2 separate regions of the Homo sapiens genome follow, and region 2 is linked to region 1. Evidence: read pairs that join two places in POLR2A ChIA-PET (ENCODE). Cell type or tissue: PC-9. All regions are shown on one strand.

Region 1 (8,000 bases):
TCTGGCTTGCGGTGGAGAGGGAGGTGTCAGGGGAGCCCCTCGCCTGGGGCTCACTCCGGCTCCCCTGACTGGGGGTCCCTGTCTCCCCCAGGTTCCAGTGGAGGCTTCCCCCTTCCCCACTTCCCTGGCGTCACTTCCCCCAGGGGTCCCTTCACTGTTGTAAATTGTCCCTTTCCTGTTGGGGCCTTGAGTGATGTCTCAGCCCTACTGAGTGAAGATCTCCAAGGCAGGCCCAGAACCTGCATTTTAACAAATCTTCCCCTGACACCTTGAGCCCCTCAGAGCTGCTGAACCCCCGCCTCCGCCACCCTGCTTAGTTGTTGATCTTGGCTTCCTCGTGTCCAGGCTACAGGCTGACCTCTCTTGTGCTTCTGCCTTTCAGAGCTTCAAAGGAAGCACATGTTTGCTGAACCCTCCCAGGGATCCAGGCTTTGCAGGTTTCACACACATCTTACAAAATGCAGTGGGGGCAGAACGAGAGGAGAGCCAGAGCATGCTGGCTTTGGGAGGGGTGGCCCATTGTAAACAAGCCAGCCCTGGCCGTCCCAGGGTCCCAGGCAGGCTGGCTTGGTTGGGTCTACACACAGCCAAGCACTCTTAGCTCCTGCAATTGGAATCCCGCTCTTGCGTGCCCGCCTGTGTTCCTGGCTGTGGGAGGCGCCAGAGGGAGGTTTTGATCCCTGGGGGAGTAGGAAGCCGGCCCAGCCCCTGCAGCTGTCTGGCCCCAGCCACTAATCCTGGGCAGGAGCCGCCTGTCCTGGCATGGTGCTGGGCTGGCTGGAGTGGAGTGACCTGAGAATGGGGCCTGCTTTGTACCCAGAGCACACGCCGGCCACGGCTTTTACGACCTAGCGAGCAGGACGGGAAAAGGCCAGCAGGTGGGAGATGGGAGTCAGCCTTGGTCTCCTTTGTCTTTGCGGGCTTTGTTCCGCGAGGATTTTTTCTTTCCTGCCCTTTTCCTTTGGGCTGAGCGTGAGTGTGTTCAGAAAATCTCAGAGCGGCCACTTGCTGCCCCAGGGGGTATCATACGCATCATGGGTTTGGTCAAGAGTGGATCCATCAAAAATCTGTGGGGTAGCATTTTTTAGGAAACGAAGCATAGTGCCTTTTATTCCTAATGGATTTTTAGCTGTGATATAAAAGCACTCCCGGAAAGAAGCCAGCGGATGAAGGTCCCGATGGTGCTGGGCTGGCTGCAGGCGGGACCACAGGACTCTCAGAAGCAGAGGGCCTGTGCTCCCAAGGGCCTGTGCTCTCAGGGGCCTGTGCTCTCAGGAGTCTGTGGACTCAGGGGCCCCCCTCGCTCTGCTTTGCCAGGGGCCACCCAGCCTAGATTTCTGCTGGGCCAGCACCCCTTGGGCTCTCCGATGAGACTGGCAAGGCCAAGCATGTGAGGCCTGTTCCCAAATGGAAGCGTCCGTCTGTACTACTGCACGGCTGCCAAGACCCTCCAGCTCTGACCCTCCATCTGGGTTTTGCCTGGGGATTCAAAGAGGGGCTGGGTTAGGGGAGATAAAGGGAGGGGGACTAGGGCAGGACCTCCGTGACAGCAGCAACATGGCTGATGCACCTGGTGTTTAGTGAAGAAGATTGGGGGTGCCACGCCGCATCTGTGTGTCCTTAGACAAGTTCATTCCCCAAATCCATTCCATTTCCTCTACTCATCGGATCTGCTTCAGAGACTTAAACGAGCTGACGGAACATTTAGCACAGGGCCTGGCCACGGGTAAAGGATGTCATCTTCCCCCGGTCAGAATGGAAATGAATTCCATTTCCTAGGGTCGGGTGAGCCCACACCTGTGAAATCAAGTAGAGGGGAGGGAGGGGAGGGAGTGGAGGCAGTTGAGTGGGAGAGTCCAGGTGAGACAGGTGAGTCCCTGCAGGAAGGCAGGAGCAGGAGGCACAGAGGGGAGCTGGTCAGAGATGTCAGAGATGGAGAGATGGCAGGTGGGGTCCAGAGCAGCTCCTCCCTGCTTCCTCCAGGTTGCAGTGGAGACCAAATGGCCTGAAAAGCCCCAGATACTGACTCTCTGATCCTTTACCACAGAGCTTCTCACCTGGGGCGACCTTGCCTCTCCCAGCCCCCCAGGGACACTTGGCAATGTCTGGAGATTTGTGATTGTCACCACGCAGGGAGGAGGGAGGAGGTTCCAACCGGCATGGAGTGGGTAGAGCCTGAGGACGCTGCTGCAGATCGTGCAGTGCCCAGGACAGCCCACACAAAGATGGATCCGGCCCCAAATGTCAGCAGTGATAAGGTGGAGAAATGGTTTTCCAGAGAGTTTGCTGTTTCACCTAGAGAATTGATTGACTGGTTTTGGAGGAAGGAGGAATTTAGGATGAGGGATTTCTGGGCGCTGCCAGTTGCTAAGTGGGGAAGAAGAGACCAGGCGTGCAGTGCTTGAGAGGCTGCGGCCATCCTGAGCCCGGGCTGCGGCCATCCTGAGCCCGTGGGGGCAGTTATGGGTAGTGCTGAGGAGGCAGGGTAGAGACACGGTTTGGCCATCAGCAGAGATGCCCCTAGCCATGCCCAGGGTGGACTCAGGCACCCGAGGAGAATGCGCCAGCGAGGAGACCAGCAGAGCAGGGATGGGCACCGGAGAGGTTGGACGTCAAGGGCAGTCAGGGGAGGAGACCCTCTGAAGGAGGCCAAGAAGGACCAGCCGTTGGGGGTGGAGGATGCCGCGTGAGCTGCACCCCTGTGGGAAAGGGAGAGTCGCAGCTGGGTGGCTTGGAGGTTTCAGAGCTGTCAGGAAAGCTGCCCTGGGACTTGGCCCTCTGTGTGGCCTTCCTCTCCAGACTGGGTGGGAACAGTGTCGTGAGCCATTAGGTGGGATCTGGTGCCCGGAGAGGTGTGGCACAGCTTGAGGGGCCACCGCAGGATGTGTATAAGCTGAAAGGAAGGAGGCCTGTTTGCCACCCTGACCTCCCAGCTCAGCCAGCCTGAAGCCCTGGGTTGGGACAGCCCCTTGGTGGGAGGGAGGCCCTTTGATGCAGCTGGGGCTCTGTGGTCGCCTGGCATGAGCTCTGGGCTGCAGCCTCCCTGCAGGGCCCAGGAGGGCCAGAGAGAAAACGCCAGGAAGAACCAGCCGAGGCCTACTCAGGAACCATGGCGAAATAAAGCAGGAGGCGGAGAACGCTTGAGGTGCTACCTCTTGTACCGCTTCTCCTTGTAGGTGGTTATTTTCTCCTCATTCTCTTTTTGGTACCCTTTGTGTAGAATAATGCTCCTTAGGTACTTTCTAGTTGGAGACAAGAAAGAAGCTTCTCCAAGCTCCCCTTGGTTCTGGCAGTGTCCTCTGGCTCTGGATCACTCTTGGTGCCCTTTCCAAGCACCTCTCCCTACTCGCTGTAAAAACTCCAAGGCAAACAAGCTGTGAATTATCAAAAGGCCACCGGCCTCTGGTGAACTCATTCTCCCGCTAGGAAACCTGTTGGGTAGGTTTTGTTCTATTTTATCTCCACCTGGTATGGGCTTGTAGCAGAGGCCCTACTGAAAAACGGGGTGATTCACACACTTTGCTCATTTATGCTTTGCTTTAAAAAAGAAAGCAATGGGAGCAGCTGGCTGCTGCCTGCCTGTTTTTGTCTGACTGTCCTGTAAGCTCTACCACACCAGCACAACACCGGGGTTCCAGCTGGCTTACAGGGGCTGGGCTGACATTTGCCCAAGGGACAGGTGGACGGACAGCTTGTGTTCTCTGGGATTGTCTAGAAATCAGCTGATTTGCATAAGAATGTTTCCCCATAGCTGAGAGCTTAATGTTCATCACTGACCCATTGGTGAGTTTGTTGAAATAGAGATGGTTCCGGGTAGAATATACTTGCCTCCTAGCACCTGAAGGACTATTACTTGGGATAACCAGGCTTCCCAGAGTGCTCTCTGGGCCCTCCTGCTGCCCAGCTCCCCTCTGAGCTCTGCAGGTGCCATCCGGCCTGCAGTGTGTGTCTGTCTGCCGTGGGCCTCCACTCTGCAAAGGCAGTTGTCCCCTCCACTTCCAAGGAACAAAACTCAGAGGCTCGCTCCAGTATGGTGGGATGGTTGAAAGGACCAAAGTGTCACTGAATGAGCCAGAGATAAGAGGATCTTAAAGGAGAGTTTGGGAGAGGGGCCGTGGTGTGGTGTGCCTGGGACCCTGGAGGACGGAGCTCCTAGGTCATTGTGTCTAAGAGTGCTTTGGGGATTCAGCTCCTTCCGTTGGCCTCCATTATTTCTTGGCTTCTCTGTTGTGTCTCTTCTCTCTCTCCTTGGCCTCTTTCTGCATCTGTGTCTGCTCTTTGCTAGCCGGCCTGCCTTTGGTGGTAACTGTTCTCTGGGGTCTTGCCCTTGACTCTTGCCTCCTTCCCATATCCTTGATCTGGATCTCTCTATGGATCTCTCCCCAAATGTCTATTCCAGATCTAATCAAGATTTACCTCTCACTGCCAGAGCCATGTGTTTGCTCCTCACGTGGGTACCCTATGTTGGCATGTCCAGGAGAAAACCCTCTACCTTCCTTTTTCTCCATGCTGCCCACATTCAGCCTATTTTGGAGATCCCAGCTAAGAGCGTCTTTGTGGTTTCCGCTCGCCACCTCCATGTCACCCCCAGGACCTTCCTCTTGCTCCTGGGAAAGTGTGTTAGTCTCTCCTCTCCTCAAACCTTCCCTGCCGTGGTATAGATGCTCAGTCACCTCCTTCTGGTGAGTGCTGGAGCTTCCTGGAGGGTCTTTTTTCAGGGTTACCTCCTGCTTGTCTACCCTTCGTCCCATCCCCGGGATCCCCCAAACTACTGAGGGTGTATCATCCCCTCCTTGGCAGCCTGACTTGCAGATTAGAGACCCCTCCCCATGGTGCACACGGCCCCTATGGCTCCCACCCCAGGTTTTCTCCATAAACCTTGAGCCAGTATACCTTCATGCACCAGAAATGATGGGTGTTTCTGTGAGCCCCCTTTGCTCTGTCCCTGGGCCCACCCCACTTCATCTCCAGTTGCCTGTCTGAGTCCTGTGGCACTGACCTCCCGTGCTGGGCCCAGCCTGCTTCATGGGGAGGCCCGCAGGGCAAGATGCACACAGTAGGCCCCAGAACTACTCGGTCCAGCTGTTTGGTGGCTGGAAAACCTTGGACAAGAGGCTTGGCTTCTCTGCATCTCGGTTTCCTCATTTGTGAAATAGAGGTCATAATCCTTATCTGTCTCATAGGGCACTTGTGATACACAAATGAATTAACACATTGAAAGCTTTTAGAATGGTGCCTGACACACACCCAGCAGCCAATGAATGTTGCAGGGCATACTGGTTCCCTAGGGCTGCTGTAACACAGTGCCAAGGACTGCGTGCCTTAAAGCAGAAACACATTCTCACAGTCTGGAGGCTGGAGCCTGAAAGCAAGATGTTGGCAGTACTGTGTCTCTCCAAAGACTCTAGGAGAACCCTTCCCCGCTCTCCAAGGACAACCCTTCCTCCCTCTCCTAGGAGAACCCTTCCTCCCTCTCCTAGGAGAAACCTTCCTCCCTCTTCTAGAACCCTTCCTCCCTCTCCTAGGAGAACCCTTCCTCCCTCTCCTAGGAGAAACCTTCCTCCCTCTTCTAGAACCCTTCCTCCCTCTCCTAGGAGAGCCCTTCCTCCCTCTTCTAGGAGAACCCTTTCTCTCTCTCCTAGAACCCTTCTTCCCTCTTCTAGGAGAACCCTTCCTGTCTCTCCTAGAACCCTTCCTCCCTCTCCTGAAACCCTTCCTCCCTCTTCTAGGAGAAACCTTCCTCCCTCTCCTAGGAGAACCCTTCCTCCCTCTTCTAGAACCCTTCCTTACTCTCCTAGGAGAACCCTTCCTCCCTCTCCTAGGAGAACCCTTCCTCCCTCTCCTAGGAGAACCCTTCCTCCCTCTCCTAGGAGAACCCTTCCTCCCTCTCCTAGAACCCTTCCTCTCTCTCCTAGGAGAACCCTTCCTCTCTCTCCTAGCTTCTGGTGGTTTTTGGCAGTCTTCGTTAGCTTAAAGCCACGTTCCTTCAAAAAATATCTGCCTTCATTGTTATGTGGCCCTCTTCTGTCTGTGTCTCTGTACTGGATTTAAATTTCCCTCTTATAAGGACACCAGTGATTGGAGTTAGAGCCCATCCTAATTCCGTATGACCTCATCTTAACTTCGTCACATCTGCAAAGACTGTATTTCCAAATATGGTAAAATGTACAGGTACCAGGAGTTAGGACTTGAACACATCTTTTGGGGTGACTCAGTTCCACCCATAACAGTGGCTCTCGCTGTCTTCCCTGGATCGTAGTCTCTATGATAGCTCTCATCTGTGTCTTTGTCATTTCCGTAAACCTGCTGAGAACAGCGACAGTCTTGCTTTTCTTTGTATTCCTGGCAAAGGCTCAGTACCTGTGTATTTAGTGAATGTCCTTCCTCTCGACTTACATTAAGGAAGACTCCAGTTCTGATAACTCTCTGTTTGTCAGAACATATGCCTGTACCAGCTGGAAATGAGAAGGATATGAGCATAAGAAGTCTTGCTTTTGGGAAGCAGCCCCATTCATATACAAGGAGATGGATGGGAGCCACCCTGAAGCCCTCCTTGCAGTTGATTAGTGTCCGTTGAGCGGTTGCTGCTGCATTCCAGGCTCTGGGTGGGGGATGGGATTCTGAGAGACAGGCATAGCCCTTGCTGACCCGGAGCACACAGCTTGGCTGGAGAGACACACAATTCAATAAGCTGTTACAATAAAGTGATTAGGTCCTATTATAGGGAAAGCATGGGGCTGGTGCCCGCACACTCAGTGTGGATGCAGGGAGCAGCTTATTGGTTTAAACACTCTGGCATCTTCCCTCCAGCTGCTCATGAATGTTACGGGGCGCTGACAGTGGCTCAGGGTACTGGCAGGGACAGCCAGCCCAGAGGAGACACAAGAACGGCAACTGGGATGGGAAGCGCCCTGACCTCGGCAGACCATCCCTGGGGTCCCTGCTGCACACAGCACAGTTCAGTGATTGACAGCCACAGCCAGTGACCCAGCGTCTTCACCCCACAGACAGGTCATTGCTGACCAGGCTCCACTTACACAGGTTGAGAAGGGTGGTGGCTACAAATGTGTCCTGTAACGTTCTATAAATGGGAGCCGAGGGGACGCCTGAGTTGTCTGCCAAGTTTTCTTCCTGGTTGTCATGTTTGGATCATTGTACATCCCACCTAAAGAAAGCACACCCTGTGTCTGAGTGGGGACAATAACCAGCCGCACCGCAAGGGAGGGCTCTTCCTTTTACTGCCGGGTGACCTGTGTGCCTGCAGGCCTGGCCTGACCCCAAGCCTCGCTCATAGTTCCCTCCTTTCACCTGCCTGGCCGGCTGGGCTGCAGTGCCTGCAGGGTGCAACAGCTCTTGCTATCACCCACCTTACTCCTCGGAGTGCATTACGCACATCTAACCCTAAAATGCGTTTCCATCTCGGAGTGCATTACGCACTTCTAACCCCAACATGCATTTCCAACTCATGCCGTGCCATTGTCCCAACTTAGTCCCCACTGTGGTCCAAGGAGCAGGAGGAAGGAGACAGGGATGAGTTTTTAATATTTTACCAAGGATCAGGTGAGAAAGCCAAGGACCACACCAGATGAGTGCACAGGCCTCCAGGAGCAGGGCTGGCCTTTCTGCGCCTAGGCTGTGGGGCTGGAGGCCGGACGCCGAATGTGCACGCTCCCTAAATGCAGATGGTGACACAGCTTTTCTCCCAGGCTGTGGAAATTTCAGCCCACTCACAATAAAAAGAAATGTTTCCAAAACAGCCTTTCTGTTCCCTGGTCTTTTCCCAGAATGAATCTTGCATCAGCAGAGGTGAGATTCAGTTGTGAGAGAAGACACATTAAAACCCTAAGTGCTGACTCGCAAGGCACATCTGGCCAGCGTGGGAAGGGAGGAGGTCTTCAGGCCTCCGCTGTCCGAGTGGCTTTCTCCCTGGCCTGTGTGGTTCGCTGCCAGCCCTTCCTCCCTTCTGTGCAGAAGGTCCAGCCCGTGTTCCCCACAATCAC
Region 2 (8,000 bases), 410 kb before region 1:
TAATGTAAATATAATAACAAAAGAAAAAAACCAGAAGTTACTTAGGTAACAAAGGGAGGGTGGCAAAAGTCATATGGCTTTCTATAAAATATAATGTTATGAATTGTATTTCACAGAGTCCTAATGGCTTGGGAAAAATCTTTCTATTTAATGTTTATTTGTCCCCTTCAAAAATACTTTAATATTTTAAAATATTAAATATGATATTGCATGGTCATGTTTGACCTTTAAGATATTAAGGATTTTAAAAGGAGTTTTTTTTTTTTATCATGAGTAAATTTTTTTGTTTGTTTGTTTTTGTTTTTGTTTTTTTTTGAGACAGAGTCTCACTCTGTAGCCCAGGCTGGAGTGTAGCGGCGCAATCTCGGCTCACTGCAAGCTCCGCCTCCCGGGTTCACGCCATTCTCCTGCCTCAGCCTCCCAAGTAGCTGGGACTACAGGCACCCGCCACCATGCCAGGATAATTTTTTTGTATTTTTAATAGAGACAGGGTTTCACCGTGTTAGCCAGGATGGTCTCAATCTCCTGACCTCACGATCCGCCCGCCTCGGCCTCCCAAAGTGCTGGGATTACAGGCATGAGCCACTGCGCCTGGCCTATCATGAGTAAATTTTAATTTGTCATCTAATATAGAAAAAAAACCTACTGATTTAAAAAATACTGAAGATTTTTTTGAGGATTTCTTTTTCTTGGTATTTGAAGCAAATAACTGAACCCTCCCCATCTCAGCAATTAGACTCTACCTTTGGATGGAAGCACACATTCAGTAGAGTTTTAAATAATTACAAATGATTCACTGTGTCAAGCAGCTTGTGTTTTTTCATTCTGACATATGTGTAAATCCTTTTCTTGAGGAAAAACAATTTGATCTTTATTATTCCAACACAGCGTGGGTGTCTGTCATGAATGAAAATGTCAATGCATTTTCATAACAGAATATACCTTTTGGTATTGGCAAAGAAATTAATTCTTCATTGCACCCGCTGCATAAAGAAGCGACTTTCATCCTGTGTAATGTGTGAGCCTCCATGTTGCATTATTAATGTGCACTATTTACAGGCGTACAATGCAGACAGCAATTTCCCATAAAATTGCTGAGTGTTTCGTCTTGTTCATTTGAAATGATTTGAAAATGGTCATTCAACCAGATTGTTATGGTAATGCTACAAATTTAAGTAGTATTTTAGAAACAATAATGTAAAATTTGGTAACACAGTGAATCATGAAAGCAGGTGTTTAAAAATTACCACCAAATCCTCTAAGTCAGAGACAGAGAGTTGTATTCCACCAGCCACAGGTGGCTCCTGGGAGTTGCTGGTTGGGCTAGAGATGCTGCTATTTCCTTCTTATTTTGTCTCCTGCAGATCCTCTCCTCCTGCCACTGGGCAGCCCCATGTCCTCTGTGCCTCCCTCACCCCCCACCTCATCCCTACGCCCACCACACACACAGGCTGATTACATTAGAAGCAATGCCTACTTCCTCTGGGCCAATTAGATTGTCTGCACAAGGAATTTGAAATTGAGACTTGAAGGCAAGTTGGCATGCAGTGTAGGGCACTGGAGCTATAAACTCATTGTGATCCTCAAACACAGAATGACCATGTGGCTCAGCAATTCCACTCCGAAGTATATGCTCAAAAGCACAGAAACACATACTCAAGGACATGCATGTTTATGGCAGCATTGTTCACAACAGCCAAAAATGTGGAAACAATCCAAGTGTCCATCAACAGATGAATGGGTCCACAAAATGTGCTCTATCCATACAATGGAATATTACTTAGCCATAAAAAGGAATGAAGTTCTGACACATGCTACAATGTGGATGGACCTCAAAACATCACACTAAGTTAAAGAAGCCAGTCACCAAAAAGCACCTATTAAATGACTCCATTCATATGAAATTCCAGAAGAGGTAAGTCCACAGAGACTGAAAACAGATTCGTGATTGCTGGCAGCTGAGGGGAGGCGGCAGATTCATGGGCATGGGATTTTCTTTTGTGGTGATGAAAATGTTTTGGAATTAGCAAGAGGTAGTGGTTGTACAGCATTGTGAATTGTGCATGTTTAAGTGGTTTATTTTATGTTATGTGAATTTCTCTTCAATAATAAGAAATATATATAGATTTGGGGTTCAGAGTTGGTACCCTGCAAAGACAGATGCCAGATGAACCATGACGGAGCATAAATGAGGAGGCCAGCAGAAGAAGCTGGCAACAGAGAGGATGTTGAGGTGGGCATGCAGAGAAGCAGAGGCAGGTTGAGGAGGTGGAGATGGGTGGAGCCAGAAGTTATTGGTGACATTCCAGTTCCTACAGTCAGAGTTCCCCGCATCCCTGCAGTAAATATCCTCTTATCTCAAGTGGAATGGGCTTCTGCTTCTCGCATCCCAACAGCCTCAGGAGGTCCTAACGACATGTGCCTAAGGTAGTCGGGGCACAGCTTGGTTTTATACACTTTAGGGAGACACGAGACATCAATATGTGTGAGATGAACACTGGTTCAATACAGAAAGGCAGGACAACTTGAAATGGGGACTTCCAGGCCATAAGTAGATAAGAGACAAAAGGTTGCATTAATTTGGGTCTTTGATCAGCCTTTCACTGAGTACACAATTTACATGTGAGAAGGGAGTGGAGGAATAGTCACTTCGGCCCCAGTCTGCCTCAGTGAATCTGCATTTTTACATAAACAATAAGGCGGAAGAAACAATCAGATACACATTTGTCTTTAGTGAGCAGAGGGATGACTTTCAGTTCTGTCCTTTGTCCCACATCTGTGAAGATAAGCGATCATCAATTTACATTGCCGGGGTGAAATTCAACAGAATTGTTTTAGGGTAAAGATCTTGAGGCCGACAGGGAATTTTCTTGTGGACAAATAGTGATGGAGGTATGTAGCTTTTTACTCTTCGTAGCTATCTTATTTAGTAATAAAATAGGAGGCAGGCTTGCCTGATGCACTTCCCAGCCTTAGTTTTCCTATTGGCTTAGTGATTTGGGGGTCCTGAGATTTATTTTCCTTTCACAGGCCTTAAGCTGTGTTTGTCAGCCCTCACCTCCTGCGAGAGAATGCTGATGGTCACTTCACAATCATTTGTAATTCAAGGTTTATCAAGGGCCCAACACGAACCCATCACTTGCTGCGTGTGATAAACTCTGGGTTGAAAAAGACCTCTTCCCTCCCTCTCAGGTAATTCACAGCACCTGTGAGATCTGGTGCCTCTAAGATCATTCCTATTACGTAGGCAGTGAAACTGGAGCTGGAGAAATGGAGACACTTGTCCCAAAGTCTTGGGGACAGAAGGAGTGAGAGAGCTAGGACTAAGCCAGAGAAAGCACTCTCAACAGCCCCATTTTCTAGTTCAGTTTCATTTGGAGCTTCCATACAGATGAAGAGTGATGTTGTCAGGACAAAATATGGCACATCATGGTGCACTTGTATGAAGAGAGCTACACGATAAAATGGAGTCTTTCATGGAAGACATGCCAGAGCAGATGGGACATGCATGGAAAGTCTGGAGTCCTGGCTCCTCGTCTTTAACCACCTTGGAAGGCAAACTCCCTGGAGTAGAGGCTGTGGGTACTTACATCTCCTTTCTGCTTCCCTTCCAAGACCCCAACCAGGTCACCCCTTTGCTTTGCTTATTACAGGTTCCATGCCAAGTGTCCCAGCAGCTCATGGCCTGGAGGAAAGTCACAGCGGCCAGTCTGAGGCTGCCCATTTCTCATGGGCCTGGAGAAGACCTGTTCTTCCAAGGTCAGAATGAAAGTGATCATGGATGGAAGAGAGGCTCTCCCATGGCCTTGAGCTTTCAGCTGGTCTGGGATTGTCATCTAAACCCTTCTTCACTAGCAGGTAAATTAACCCATCAGGGAAATTTGGCAGCTATTACATTTGAAATGATATTTTTTAAAAAGTGTTTAGTGGTGATTTTAACCTTGGCTGATATTCAAGTAATTTGTCACATACTGCCATGTTCTTACCCATTTGTCAAAGCAATGTTGCAGAGCCATTAGCAAAACTCTCCAAAATTGTGCAGGGTATCAGATGGAGCAAATCAGTCCTGATTAAAAGTGTGATCTTGACTTTTTTTTTTTTTTTTTTTTTTTTGAGATGGAATCTCGCTCTGTCACCCAGGCTGGAGTGCACTGGCATGATCTTGGCTCACTGCAAGCTCCGCCTCCTGGGTTCATGCCATTCTCCTGCCTCAGTCTCCCGAGTAGCTGGGACTACAGGCACCCGCCACCATGCCTGGCTAATTTTTTTGTCTCTTTAGTAGAGACATGATTTCACCATGTTAGCCAGGATGGTCTCGATCTCCTGATCTCGTGATCCACCCGCCTCGGCCTCCCAAAGTGCTGGGATTACAGGCGTGAGCCACTGCGCCCGGCTGACCTATTTTTATAAATGTTAATCAGACCACGACACTCACCTTCTAGAATCCCCCTTCCATCTAGAATAAAACCAGCCTCTTCCCCAGGCATGCAGGCCCCAGGTGACTCAGCCTGGGTCTGCATCCAACTTCATCTCCCTCAACTCCTTCACTGGGCTCTTGTCCTGCCAACCTGTAGCTAGTGGGAGCACTTGGTTCCTCCACGTGACAGCTTTCTTCACTCTTCCCAAACTCAGTTCCCATATCCCCAACATTCGACGTCTGCAACGATCCATTCTCGGTCCCCAGCATGCCCATTGCTAAGAACCAGGTTATTCTCCATCTAACGCATGCTTGTTTAATGCCTACCTCCTGGGACACCTGCAGGCCAGGGGCCATTTCCATTTTGTTCTCTCTCTGTACCTCAGGTCTAATGTACAGCAGGTGCTCGGCAGACATTTGTGGAACAAATTCACTGAAATAATAATGAGTAGGAAATTTACAGAGGACCCTCAAAATAGTGGCCTGTTCCAGAATTTCCAGAATCTAAGGTCACGGACTCAGATCATCAGAGCTAGAAGCAGCCTCAGAGTTGTCAGGTCCAGCCAAAGCTGCCCCAGCTCTGAGGCTTGGGACCTGGCCCAGCTGTCTGCAGAGTCAGCTATGGAAGCAGGGCTGGCCCAGGGCTGGCCCAGGCCTGGAGCGCCTCCTGTTGCTCTTGCCTAGAAATGACGCATCCACAGGGAAACCATTCAGATCAGAGAAGGAGTTCCCAGCAGGTGAGCCTGCCGGGAGCCAACCTCAGCTCCCTGTGGCCACAGTGGTGGTGGGAGGAGGTTGAGGGAGGCTGCCTCCTCCATGCTGGCCACCAGGTCTGCGGCCACCTCCCTACCTCCCATCTAAACAGCATGCACTGTTTGGAGCTGGAAGTGCACAGAAGCCAGTACTGAAAAGACTGCCAGTTTTTGGCTCATGCCTGTAATCCTAGCACCTTGGGAGCCCAAAGCAGGTAGATCACTTGAGCCCAGGAGTTGAAGACCACCCTGGGCAACATAGTGAGACCTCATCTCTACAAAAAAAATACAAAAGTTAGCTGTGCGTGTTGGTGCACACCTGTAGTTCCAGCTACTCGGAAGGCTGAGGTGGGAGGATTGCTTCAGCTCAGAAGGTTCAGGCTGCAGCTCAGAATTCAGCTGTGTTCATGCCACTGAATTCCAGGCTGGGTGGAAAAAAATGATAGTCAGTTCTCAAAAATTCTCTCTTCCTGTTAATTCCAAACAGCACTTTCTCTCTCTGGCTCCCCTCTCTCAGTCGATGTCACTCCTCTGCCTCGGCTGCCTAATTATCTTGATACTCTCAGGGGCCTGGCCCTGGGCACTCTCCTCTTCTTACCTGGTACAGTCTCCCTGGACAATTTCCTCCACTCTTTGACTTAATTAACATCCATTTGCCTACAGTAATTAAATATCGCTGTGGTCCAGAACTCTCAGCTGAGCTGCAAACCTGCAGGGCTGAGCACAGCAGGCCTCCCGGACGTTGCTGCACCAAGATGGTGCTCCCAGCCACCTCCTCCTCCGCTCGTTTTTCTCCTGGCCAATGAGAACTCCAGGGCAACACTTGTCTCCTCCTCCTCCTCTGCCAACCCCCATCCTCATGCCTCAGTCATCAGTCCAGGTTCGCCTCCTGAGTATGCTGGAATTCTACCCCACTCCTCCACCCCCTCTGCTATAACCTTAGCGAAAGGCTTCCTGGCAGTTTTCCTCCCCACACAGTGCCATGAGAGCAAGATTTTACGAAGTCACATTTAATCCCATTTGAAATGGTCCCATATTTTAATGTCGTCTGCAGAAGCAAGTGCCATCTCTGTGGTCTGGTGCATCCTCATCCCCTTGTGCTGCTCTTTTCTTTTTTGCAGTGTTTCCTCTAGGCCGGGGCTGCCTCAGCCCCTCACAGACGTGGAGAGATGGCAGAAGGCGGCCTGTGCTCCCCAAATACACCACGTTCGGCCAGTACCCCAGGGCCTTCGTTCGGGCTGCCCCCCAAATCCACAGCTTCATCCTCTCCCTGTCTGCCTGATAAACACCTCCTCTTTTCTCGAGAGGGTTCAAGGACCACAAGAGTTCTGTCTATGAGAGTTCACTGAGTGCCAGCTGCACAGGGCACTGCGGATGCCTGTCTCAGGACTGGCCTCATGGAGCTGCCACCTCTTTGTAAAAAGGACAGAGACGCAGGATATGCAATTCATTGTGTCCTGAGTGCTGCCCAAGGGAAGCATCAGAGGAGACACCCAGGGTAACCAACCATCCCAACTGGCCCAGATTGTCCCCATTTTAGCAGTAAATTCTCATCTCCTGGGAAATCCCTCGGTCCCAGCAAACCAAGATGGTTTGTCACCTTACACCTTGCAGGGTCAGAGAAGGGAGACCCAGGAGAAAAGTCGGTGTTTGTTAGAGGGCAGGAGGATGGAGAGAGGTTGCAGGCAGACAGAAGTACCTGGGAGAAGCACCTGAGAGAGGTGGGCGGGAAAAGGCAGAAGGAGTCCTGGTCGGGCTGCAGTGAGTCAGGCCTCTCTGAAATGACCTTTCCACCCTCATCCGCTACCCTCAGCTCCCAGAAATAATCATTCTCTCCTCTGAGGCCCTACCGAACACCACGCCTACACCAAACATAGCACATACATTTCATGACATTTTCTTAACTTATTACTTTATTTACTGCCTTTGCCAACTTTCCTGCGAGTGACTGCGGACAGGAGACCATTATCCAATCCCCTGTGTCTCAGAGTTAGCAGTAAGAGCACAGTAAACATTGGGGGGTGTGGGGGGGACGACGCTTCAATCGTGCTTCAGCCTCCCAGAGCACCTTTCACGCATCCGTAAAATCAATGTCGCATCAAAGCAGAACTATTTTTACATGATAAGCAGGGGAGCATATCCTAGCAATGTGTTTCCAAGGCTCCCCGAGACACAGGAGAGCAGAATGGCAGGAGATACCCACAGCCAAGAGTGCATAGAGACAATTAACACACAGCAAGAACATTATCACGAGCCTGGGTTTAAAGGAAGATTCCAGATCAGACTGAGATGCCTTGGGCTTTGCTCTCCCTTTTGCTGTCATCAGACTCAAATTTCCACGAGGACAGAGACCCTGTTGGTCTTGCTGACTGTGTCCCCCAGACCTACAAGAGCACCTGGCGCTTGGAAGACATGCTCAGTCTTTACTCTCTGAAGCCGCTTCAATAAAGCCCTGCTGTGGCAAGTGTGGTCTCTACGGCATTGGTGCCCCTTGAGACTTCAGCCACATCTACTGAATCAGAATCTGCATTTTAACCAGGTTTCTGTGCTATCTCTTAACTTTTCAGAAGGACCTTTTGAAAGGGCTTGGTCATCCCAAGCCAGTGACCTCAGCTGCCTATAAAAACCAATTAAAGGCCAGATGCGGTGGCTCTTGCCTGTAATCCCAGCACTTTGAGAGGCTGAGGAGGGCGGATCACCTGAGGTCAGGAGTTCGAGACCAGCCTGGCCAACATGATGGAACCCCGTCTCTACTAAAACTACAAAAATTATCCAGGTGTAGTGGTGGGCACCTGTAATTCCAGCTACTCAGGAGACTGAGGCAGGAGAAT

Evidence for each region. ChIA-PET counts read pairs that join two places held together with the same protein. Peaks named below come from ENCODE experiments on the same cell type or tissue, not always from the same donor. Only the 100,000 strongest peaks of a DNase experiment are listed, where the experiment ranks them.
Region 2: POLR2A ChIA-PET joins it to region 1 with 6 read pairs; 2 of 35 experiments call an interaction of 5 or more read pairs at or near these places.

Annotation. Positions count from the first base shown.
Region 1 is chr2:235,005,314-235,013,313 of GRCh38, forward strand. The region is part of intron 2 of SH3BP4 (SH3 domain binding protein 4); the gene reads left to right. Among named protein-coding and RNA genes, the nearest start is that of SH3BP4, 57 kb to the left of the region's middle. RefSeq lists enhancers at 1-57, 58-645, 646-1,235, 2,593-3,229, 6,189-6,765 and 2 more. In PC-9, no CTCF peak of the experiment used is centred here; a DNase peak (open chromatin) is centred at 3,448; H3K4me3 peaks cover 856 bases; H3K27ac peaks cover 5,931 bases.
Region 2 is chr2:234,598,769-234,606,768 of GRCh38, forward strand. All of the region lies in intron 2 of LOC105373936 (a long non-coding RNA gene), which reads right to left. Among named protein-coding and RNA genes, the nearest start is that of LINC01173, 80 kb to the right of the region's middle. RefSeq lists an enhancer at 4,753-5,704. In PC-9, no CTCF peak of the experiment used is centred here; no DNase peak of the experiment used is centred here.